Linked DNA regions of Homo sapiens: region 2 is linked to region 1. A link is a contact called in ENCODE Hi-C or POLR2A ChIA-PET data. All regions are on one chromosome and are shown on one strand. The core of a region is the stretch at or near the end of the contact, and the rest is flanking DNA. Distances in the headings are between cores, read along the strand shown.

The links. A loop is a pair of places that touch in the nucleus more often than their neighbours do. ChIA-PET counts read pairs that join two places held with the same protein, here RNA polymerase II (POLR2A). Pooled maps may share reads with other maps.
Region 2: a loop to region 1 is called in a map of aorta, with 2.4 times the contacts of the local background. The contact joins two enhancer-like sites. A Hi-C loop is called at or near these places in 1 of 168 maps with a recorded cell type or tissue (aorta), 1 of 37 single-sample maps with no recorded cell type and 3 of 50 pooled maps. POLR2A ChIA-PET finds 5 or more read pairs at or near these places in 2 of 52 experiments (MCF 10A and activated CD4-positive, alpha-beta T cell).

What each region holds. Positions count from the first base shown.
Region 1 is chr22:44,209,532-44,214,874 of GRCh38, reverse strand. No RefSeq gene overlaps it. Among named protein-coding and RNA genes, the nearest start is that of PARVG, 31 kb to the right of the region's middle. Within about 2 kb of position 3,199, at least 5 of the 41 ENCODE cell types and tissues checked have a DNase peak (open chromatin) inside an H3K27ac peak, as active enhancers do.
Region 2 is chr22:44,360,856-44,366,198 of GRCh38, reverse strand. No RefSeq gene overlaps it. Among named protein-coding and RNA genes, the nearest start is that of SHISAL1, 51 kb to the right of the region's middle. Within about 2 kb of position 2,523, at least 20 of the 41 ENCODE cell types and tissues checked have a DNase peak (open chromatin) inside an H3K27ac peak, as active enhancers do.

The DNA of each region.
Region 1 (5,343 bases), core at 1,950-4,449:
CAGCTGCGTGCCCAGCAGGAAGAGCAGATGGGCTTGGTAGGTGGCCAGGCCATCTGGGCCATGGCTGCTGAAGAAAGGTGGAGATCCCAGTCAGTGCTAGCCTTGGCCATTGTTTAGCTGATAGGACTTTTCAAAACCCTGCCCACCATTATTGCAGTTCATCCTTAAGATGGATTACCATCGTGGGGGTTGAACTAAGCAGGCAGGATCATTCCATTTTACAGATGAGGAAACTCAGGTTCAAAAAGGGGTAGTGACCTGTCCAAGACTACACAGCTGCTAAGGGGCCCAGTAAGACTGGAGCCAGGACTTCCCATATCACACTCCTGCCTCTTACTCCAGACAACCGGGTAAAGGAGAGGGATCATGGAGCCAGAGGTCCTCCATTTGTCCCTGTGTTTTCAGCTGAGCTGGTGAGCCTACTGGCCCAGCACAGGGGCCAAGAAGATGGGTTCAAGTCAGAGCTAAGCCCCGCTTGAATGCTGGCATCCTGGGATGCTGGGGTGGCCAGCTGGGTGGGCTGCAAGTTGAAGCAGCAGGTCTGGATCTGACTCACCCAGGAGAGTTAAGAGGTCACGTTAGTGGGTCAGTCCACAAGTATTTACCCAGGGCTAGGTGCTGCTGTGGGTCTCCAACAAGCAAAGCCTAGAAGCAGGGACACAAAATCCAGGTAGGACTCACCTGATGAGCTGGCCTTTTAGTGCCTAACTCTGAGTGCCAAAGGCGTGCCAGGCCTCTAACCTCACGTACCTCATGTCACTGCATCCTCACTAGGACCTATGGAGGAGGGACTTCCAGCACTGTTTTTGTGCCTGTAGTGATGATGATGATAATGATGATGATGATGATGATGTGATGGTGATGATAGTGACAGCAGTGGTGATGATGGTGACAATGATGGTGATGGTGACAATGATGATGGTAGTGATGATGGTGATGATAGTGATGATGATGTGATGGTGATGATAGTAACAGTGATGGTGATGATGGTGACAGTGGTGTGATGGTGGTGATGATGGTCATAATGATGGTGATGACGATCTGATGATGATGATGGTGACAGTGGTGGTGATGATGGTGATGTTGATGATGTGGAGGTGATGATGATGATGATGGAGGTGATGATGATGTGATGGTGATGATGGTGACAGTGGTGGTGATGATGGTGATGTTGATGATGATGGTGGTGATGATGTCATGGTGATGATGGTGACAGTGGAGGTGACGATGAGGATGATGGTGATGATGATGATGTGATGGTGATGATGGTGACAGTGGAGGTGATGATGGTGATAATGATGGAGGTGATGATGATGTGATGGTGATGATGGTGACAGTGGAGGTGATGAGGATGATAATGGTGATGATGATGCCGTGATGGTGATGATGGTGACAGTGGTGGTGATGATGGTGATAATGATGGAGGTGATGATGATGTGATAGTGATGATGGTGACAGTGGTGGTGATGGTGATGATGACACCCATGATGTCATCTGACATTTATTGAATGTTATGTGTCCAGCAAGCTTCAAGCTCTCCAGATACTCAACTTTTTAAATAGCCCTGTGAAGAATAGATTCCTTATTGCCTCCATTTGACATAGAAGGAAACTGAGGCTTAGGGAGGTAAGTGATTTGCCTGGGGTCACAGAGTGAGGTGAGGATTTGCCCAGGATTCACACCCCAGGGTCTGACTCAAGCATCACACTCTAACCACTGCACTACCCAGCCCCTTCCACCCTGGGCTACACCTCCTCTGGGATAGAGCCTCGGTCTGAGCACTCTCTTTATACCCAGCTCTGTGCCCTGGGCCTGCACACAGTAGGTGGAGAAGTTCTCTTATGAATGGTGTGTGCACTATGATTTTGTACCTTTGTAAAAACCCACCTAGGTATTAATGCATCACCTTTCTAGGTAATAATAAACCAACCCATATGAAATGCTTGTGGATAAATAAATGAATTCATGCAATTGTTGGCCAGCCCAGGTCCATTGGCTGACTCTTCTTGGAAGAATCATTTCTGGAACATCTTCATCATCTACTTTCTTACCAGCCAGGCCCCTCAGCCCAGTCCCCCATTGACCTAGGGGCCCAGGACACTCCCTGGGCTACACCCCCAGGGGGTGGGGATCCCATGTGTCTCTAGGTCCATGATGCCCCTCTGCTCACCACTGCCCAAGTCTTACAAGGAAAGAAGGCTGGTGGGGCAGGGATGGGGGTTGGGATGGCACTGGCAGCTTTGATCCATTGCCAGAAGATATGGGGGCAGGAACACACTTTTCTCTAGACAAGCTGTTCGCTTACCAGCTGACTTTGGTAAAAAGAAAAAAAAAAATCTTAGTTCCATCTGTTCCCAGAGTGGAGCTGGTGTGAGTCCTGGGGCTTCCTGCAGCTCAGGCGGCCAGACCCAGTTTCAGACTCCAAGACAGCTGCCCTCTGGATTATTTTGGGAAGCAGCTCAACTCCGAGGCACCCCAGCCTTCGAGGCATTTCCCTTCGCTTCGAAGCTGTTTGCACACCCAGCCCAAGCTGCCAGCTCCTTCTCTGGCCCTGGACGCCTTCCTGTTCAGCTTGCTATAATTATCCTGCTTCCAACTTCGGCTGCAACTTCTACTGGAGTCAGATTTCTTGGGATGGAGGAAGAGAGAAAAAGAGCGAAGGCCATGGATAGTGAAATAAGGGGAGGAAAGGGCTCCCTGATCCTGCTTCGTCTCAGACTTCTTTGTGGGAACCACTTCTTCCACCCACCCCCAGGCACCCAGGGCCCCCAGGCATCCACCTTGTCCCACGGTGAACCCTCTTCCCCACTCTCTTCTCAAAGAATGTCCCCACTCCTTTTCTGAATGACAAGTTCCTGGGGCAGGTGGGATGAGGGCATCTTGGGCAGAGGGAACAGCATCAGAAAGACTTGGAAAGATCGCAGAGATGTCAGGGATATAACTGGAAGCAGTGTGGAAAGGTTGAGGCAGGGACGGAGACAGAACACAGTGAGCAGGAGGACCACAAAGCCAGCAGCACCAGAGCACCCAGAGTCCAGACGCTGCCCGGAGGTTGGGGCCTGGGAAGGTTAGAGCAGGATGGTAGTGAGACTGGGTTCCGAGGACAAAAGCACTCTGGCTGCTGGTGCAGAAGTGAAGTCACAAGAAAGAAGTCCCTTTCTTGCGAAAGGGAGGCCAGCTGGAAAGTTCCAGAGTGAAGATTAGGGAACGGGGCAAGCTCTGACTTGGATGTGGTGAGCTTGGGGTGGGCACCCCAGGCACAGCTATGCCCTGGGAAGTTCAAAATATAGATTAGGTCAGAAAGTAGAATAGTGGTTGTTAGGGGCTAGGGGCTAGGGGAGGAAGATGGGGGTAGTTATTGTTTAATGGATACAGAGTTTCAGTTTTGCAAGATGCAAAGAGTTTTGTGGTTGGAGGGTGGTGACAGTTGCACAATAATAGGAATGTACTTAATACTGCTGAATACACTTAAAAATAGTAAGATGGTACATTTTGTGTTATGTGTATTTTACCACACACAAAAAAAAAAAGAAAAGAAAAAAGAAAGAAATGTGGGTCTGGAGCTCAGGGCTAGAGCTGCAGTGGAGATTGGAGAGTGACCCTTAGGGAGGAGGGACAGGAATTTTAGAAGCAGAAGGCATCGCCAGGAAAGCTGTTTGGAGTGGGAAGGACCAATACTGAATCTATTTCTGTAGGTACACAAGCTCACTAACATATAACCAACACTACACAAAATGATAAAGAAAGTCTTTTAGGCAGGAAGAAAATGATACCAAATGGAAGAAGAAACGATGAGCACCAGGAGTAATAAGTATGTGGGTAAATATAAAAGACTTTCTTCTCAATTAAAAAAAAAAAACTCTTTAAAAGGCAATCGATGTGGCTGGACACTGTGACTCATGCCTGTAATCCTAGCATACTGGGAGGCCAAGGCAAGTGGATCACTTGAGGCCAGGAGCTGGAAACCAGCCTGGACAACATAAGGAGACCTCATCTCTACAAAAAAAAAAAAAAAAAAAATTCTAAAAAAGTTAGCCAAGTGTGGTGGTGCATGCCTGTAGCCCCAGCAACTGAGAAGGCTGAGGTGGGAGGATCAATTGAGCCCGGGAGGTCGAGGCTGCAGTGAGCACTGCAGTCTGGGTGACAGAGTGAGACCCTGTCTCAAAAGAAGACAATTGACATTTTTAAGCAAAAATAATATATTGTGAAATTTATTCTATAGAAATGAGACACATGACAACAATAGGACACAGAAGAGTAAAATGGAAGTAATATTACTTAAAGGTAGACTGTAATAAGTTAAGATGTTATAGTAGATTAAATGGTGACCAAAAGGATTTGTCCACATGCTAATCCCCAGAACCTGTGAATGTTAACTTCTTTGGGAAAAAGGTTTTTGCAGATACAATTAAATTAAGGATCTTGAGATTAGATAATCATGGAAAAAAGTTTTTGCAGATATAATTAAATTAAGGATCTTGAGATTACATAATCGTGGATTATCTAGGTGGGTCCTAAATCTCATGACAAGCGCCCTTATAAGAGAGACACAGAGGAGGGATAGACAGAGAAAGGAGAAAGAAGCAAAGTGACTGTGAAGGTAGATATTAAAGTGATGCATCCACAAGCCCAGAGATGCTGGTAGCCACCAGGAGCTTGAAGAGTCAAGATACAGCTTTCCCTCTAGAACCTCCAGAGGGAACGTGACCCTTCCAACACCTTAATTTCAGACATCTAGCCTCCAGAATTGTGGGAGAATAAATTTCTGCTGTTTTAAGCCAAGAAGTTTGTGGTAATTTGTTACAGCAATGACAGGATATGAATGCAGATGTGTATATAAAGTCTAGAGCAACCCCTAGGAAATGAAAATAACGAAATACAGTTGGTAAGCCAATAATGGAAATAAATTCACATCGCTAAAAAGTCTTCAATCCAAAAGGAATAAGAAAAACATATGAACAAGGCAAACAGCAAGATGGCATTAATAATTCCATTAAATGTAAATGGACTAGAGGTACCTAGAATAGTCAAATTCACAGAGACAGCAAGTAGAATAGTGGTTACCGTGGTCTGAGGGAGGGGAGAAATAGTGGTTACCATGGCCTGAGGGAGGGGAGAATGGAGAGTTAGTATTTCCTGGGTGCAGAGTCTCAGTTTGGGTCGATGAAAAAGTTCTGGAGATGGATGGAGGTGATGGTTGCACAACAGTATGAATGTACTTAATGCCACTGAATTGTACACTTAAAATGGCTAAAACGGTTAATTTTGTGCTATGTATATTTTGCCACAATAAAAAATGTAAGTGGACTAAACCCTCTAATTAAAAGGCAGAGGTTTCCAGAT
Region 2 (5,343 bases), core at 1,274-3,773, 150 kb before region 1:
GCAGAAGGCAAGTGCTTTTTGAAGGGGGCCTAACATGAACGGCACACAGGGAGGAAGCGAGCAGGTTTGGGGGGTCTGTGCGCTAACTTGGTGCTTTATCTACCAGGCGGTGGTAAAACTGGTGACTGCTGGCACCTTCATGGGCAGGACTAGGTTGTAAAGCAGCTGAAAACTCTCCAGGTGGGAGAGAGTTTCGTCACGGACATCCTTTGGATCGTCGATGGACTGTTATCTCCCGAGGCAACCTCCTGGTGGGTGAGAGTTCCACTCTGGAGTGTCTAAGCACATAGCTAGATGGACTTGGCCTGTAGCAAGCCTCAGGTGCAGGGGAGGCAAAAGGTTATAATTGCATTTCTAAAGGGATAAGTAGGAAGTAGGGAATAAGGGGAATCAGAGAAAAGAGAAAGATAATAAAAAATAATAACTCATTATATTTTTCTTAGAAAAGTGGGGATACTTGGTTAGACTGTTATTACTCATACCCAGGCCTCCTGCTCCCAGCTCCATGATTTTTCCTTGGCCCTGTGTGACAGGTCTCTGTCTTCGGAACGTGGGGAGGTTTTCTCGGAAAATCCCTCCCACATCTTTCTTGGGATTCTGGTTTCACTGTTTGAGATGAATTCCTTTGAGATCAAAGTTGTCTCCACCTGCAAATGGGAGTTCCACCAGATGACGTGTGATGCTTGCAAAGTGCTGCGGGGCGCGGGGCTCCTAGCAGGTCCTCCATCCATGCAGCTGGCATTAGCATCATGGAGACGGGGAGGGGATGAATCAACAGACACGCAAGTGTGTCTGCTGGGAAGCAGCACCACAGGCCAGGAAGGGTACCCGCTGGGGCCAGCCTGCCCCATCCGATTCCAGCTCTGCTGTGTGCTGGCTGTGTGACCCTGGGGCATCCTTTAGCCTCTCTGTGCCTCAGTGGCTCCCTCTGGAAAGCAAGCATGGTAACAGGCTCCACTCAAAGGGCGCCTGTGACAATTCAACAAGTTTAACATCCATACAGCACTTTATTCATTCTTTCTCAATTCCCCCCTTCACTCCTGTCTGGCAGACTCACTCTCCCCCCTTGCAAGGAACTGCAGCTATTTCACGTCGTTTTTCCAGGGGCTTTGGGTAATGCAAAGTCCAGGCGGCTCTTGTATTAAATTTGAGACTCTTAGAATTTAGAGTTTCCTCCTCCGCCAGCTCAGCTCAGCTCAGCTCCGCATAGTCCAGGGATCGGGGAGGGGTGCGGTCAGTTTCTCCTCTGTCCCCTCCCTCTTGCTGGGTGTTGCTCTTGCCCCTCCAGGGCTGGGCCTGCCCAGGGAAGCAAGGAAGGATTTTTTTGGCAGGGGAGCGGGGGCGCCGGGTCTCCCTGGACAGACACGGCTGTGAGCTGAGGCTGGGCCTCTTGGGTGGTCCTGGAGACCCTCCCCATGGGTTCCTGATTGGCAATGCCGCCCCCTGCTCCAGCTTCCAGGATCCACCCTTTCTTCTGGGTCCAATTTGGCTGAAAGAACAAGTCCTTTTGTCCCACAGCTCCTAGAGTAGCCCAGAGTTTGTTCCCAGACCTTAGCATAAACCCCAAGATGTCCCCAGGGGACAGTTGTTAAGCACTTGGCTGGCTGGCTGGCACCCCTCATCCTTCTCCTTAAGCAGCTACCAGCTCATGTTGCACCCTTGTACCAATTACAGTCAGGCCCCTTCCTCCAGGGTGACCTCCTGGCTTGGCTTGTGGGGGATGGCTCAGTCCTACCCCCATTCGCACCCCAGCCAAGGCCCCACTGACAACCTTAGGGGCCGCTGCCTAGAGGGACTTCTGCTTGAACCCCAGCAGCCACGGGCCCTGGGCTGGCTTCTCTGGCTGACTCAGGAGGCTGTCCCCAGCGCCTCCATCCCTGTGCTCCGTCCTCCCACTGTGCTCCCCTCATTTCGGCATTTATCGCTCTGGCCTGGAGGTCACTCCTTCCATGCATGTCTTCAAAGGCAGAAACCGTGTCCTGGGCAGGCTCTGGCACAGAGTGGCAGTTCCATAAATAACCAGATGAAGCCTCTGTCCCCCGGGGATGGGGGTGTGTGACCTGGGATGTGGCAGTCCCAGGGCCTCTTCCCTGTGCCTGAGGCCCAGCCCCTCCTTCCTCAGGTCAGGGCGAGCCCCCCCAGGGGGAGGTGGGGTCAGGATGATCCCACCACTGCAATTATAAATGCGGCAGGATGGAGGATGGGGTGAGCAGGGGCTGAGGGGAGCCACTCTGATGATTGACAGGGAGTATCCAGGGTGGACAGGTTGCCCTGCCTCTGGACCTTGGTGTTCTCATCTGTGAAATGGGGGCAGTGAGCCAGGCCCGTTTAAGTCAGGGGACTCTGGGCTCCCTCACACAACTAGCGCTCCTGTGGGGACGCTTGGCCTGTCTCTTGGCCAGCCCAGAGCGGCCGTCTGGCTCAAGTGCTGACTCAAAGTGCGTCAGACAAGGGGCCAGAGCGGGATTCCCGGAATGCCCTGGAAAAGTGCTGGCTACCGTCCAGGCGCCGCCGCCAACCATGTGGAGTCTCTCTCATTCCACAGGGAACCCTCATTACTCTCCGGACTGGCGTTCCTGATCCAGCCGGGCTGGCCCTTCCAGAGGGCTGGGAGCCATCAGGGCCGGGGCTGTGGCGAGCAGAGGGATGTGCCAGGTGGTCGTCGTGGCCTCATGTCCTGGGTGTGAGCCTGGGCTGGTCTGAGAGCACTTGGGGCTCGCTCACGCAGGCTGCTGAGCTGGGGGCTCCTAAGCCAGTGACACAGGGCCATGGAGGAAGGAAGGAGCCGGGGTGAGTCACCATGCCTTGAGGGCCCCAAGTCCTAGGGTGAGGTCCTTCATCAGACACTCATAGTCAGGCACCAGGGGCTGCAGATGGCCCCATGCTCCCCGCCCTCCCTGCCCCCACAAAGCCGGCAGTCCACCCAACGAGGCCGAGTCTCTGGAATCAGGCCACATCTCTCTCAGCAACACAAGGCAGCTCCTGGTGGGGAGCGGGGGAAGCCCATTTTACAGATGAGGACACTGGGGCTTAGCAGGTCTAGGGGACTTACTGCAGACCCCGCAGCCAGGACGTAGCAGGGCCACTCGCTCATTCAGTCCTTCAACTACCGTGGGCTGAGAGGCAGGATAGCCAGCGTCTGCACACTTGGGCTAGGAGCCCAGCAGTGCCAGGGGTGACTCCTGGCACCCCCACGTTCTAGGCGTTTACCTTGGACAAGTCACAGCCCCTCTGGGCTTCAGATTCTTTATCTGTGAAATGGGTCTGACACAGTATTTGCCATGGGCATTGAGCATGGTATAAGCCAGCCCATGTCAAGGGCTCAGGGTGTGGCCAGCACACAGCCAGTGGGTGCCCATGTTTGCTGCTATGGTCAACTGGATGGAGCCTTGTGCTGGGTCCTGGGTGCTGGGAAGGGAAGTGAGGGAGACCAAATCCCTGCCTTTGAGATGTTCTTTAGTCTTGTGTGTAAAATAGGGACAAAAATATCTAGCTTCCTTAGGAAGAAAAATAAACAAGATAACTTACAGAAAGCATTTCTTGGAGCCAGGCGCTGCTTGGAGGGTCATTCAATAGGCATCGGTCACCTTCTGCATTTCCCTGGGTGTAACTTTCAGACCAACTGGTGTAAGCTACTTTGGACTCCATTGAATGGACCCACCAGGGCTCACTCAACTGCTTGTTCCTCTATGTGGTTTTTCAACCAGGATGCTACGGCCGAAAGTATCTTTGGAACTAGAGCGTCCCTAAGAACAGTCCCTGGAGGCAGAAGCCGGGCCCTGGCTATAACTAACCCCTGGCTGTAACTAACCCCTGGCTGTAACTAACCCCTGGCTATAACTAACCCCTGGCTGTAACTAACCCCTGGCTATAACTAACCCCTGGCTGTAACTAACCCCTGGCTATAACTAACCCCTGGCTATAACTAACCCCTGGCTGTAACTAACCCCTGGCTATAACTAACCCCTGGCTGTAACTAACCCCTGGCTATAACTAACCCCTGGCTATAACTAACCCCTGGCTGTAACTAACTCCTGGCTGTAACTAACCCCTGGCTATAACTAACCCCTGGCTGTGCTCTGTCAGGGACGGTGGAAGGCATTCCTTTGAGAGAAACATTTGGGATCCTCTGGGTAGAGAATCGTCTTGGACAGGCTTGGGGCTGGGAGCCCTGCCTCCTCTAGAACTGAACCCCAGTAAAACTGCCAGCCAGGGGCCCACGGCGGGTACCCTGCAGGGGGACTCCAGCCTGAGAAGGTCTGCAGTGCGGCTTGTGTTTTGCTCGAGTTGCCATATACCAAGGCAGCACCGATGGACGGGGCAGCTTCAACAACAGACAGCCATCTTCTCACCACTCAGGAGGCCAAGGTCCCAGCTGGGTGGTTCCTCCTGAGGCCTCTCTTCCTTGGTGCGTAGATGCCACCTTCTCCCAGTGTCTTTGGCCACCTGATTGTCCCTCTGTGGGTGTCTGTGTCCCAGTCTCCTCTTCTTATAAGGAAACCAGTCCTACTGGATTAGGGCCCACCCCATTGACTGCATTCTAACTTAGTCACCTCTTTAAAGGCCCTGTCTCCAGGTACAGCCACATGTGGAGGTATGGGAGTTAGGATTTCAACACATGAATTTTGGGGGCCATAACCGAGCCCATAGCATGGGTGATTCATCAGAGTTCTAGGATTTAAAGAGCCTGAGTTATTCGAGACTCCAGGATCACTACCCCAGTAACTGCTGCGACAGCACCCTTACCCCTGCCCTTCTCAGGGGAAGCCAGGTCTAGGGGAGACAGTGACTTGTCCAGGCTCTCACAGTCAGGGCTGAGGCAGAATTGAACCCAGGCCTGGTTCATTCCAGAGCCTGACGGTGCCAGTCGGGAGCCCAGTGCTGGAAGGAGCTGGGAGGAGACAGAACTTGAGACCTATTTACCTTGGCACCCGCAGTGCCCGCTTGGGCTTGGCACACAACTGCTGTTCGGAAGTTGTTGGATGAATTCGACAATGACACATTTGGGCACAGTCCTTGCCCTGGGGGCACACACACCCCCCGATGAGAAGGCAGGCTCGCCGGCACACACCCGAACACCAAGATCACCGAGGCCAGAGCCAGGCCACTTTTCCTTTCTGGTTTGGGCCCTGCCAGCCTCCACACTGGGCCAGTGTGGAGCTGACCTTTCCACGTCTGCTCTGCAAAGCCCAAGCCAATTCCTAAGCCCTCGGCTGTCCCAGAACTGAGTCATGACGGAAGCTGGTGGGATTCCTGGGGGGACAGATCTAGCCCCCACACGTCCTTGCGTGCCTCCATCCATGCCAGCCGGCTCCAGCCCATACCACACCACCCAGAAATCCG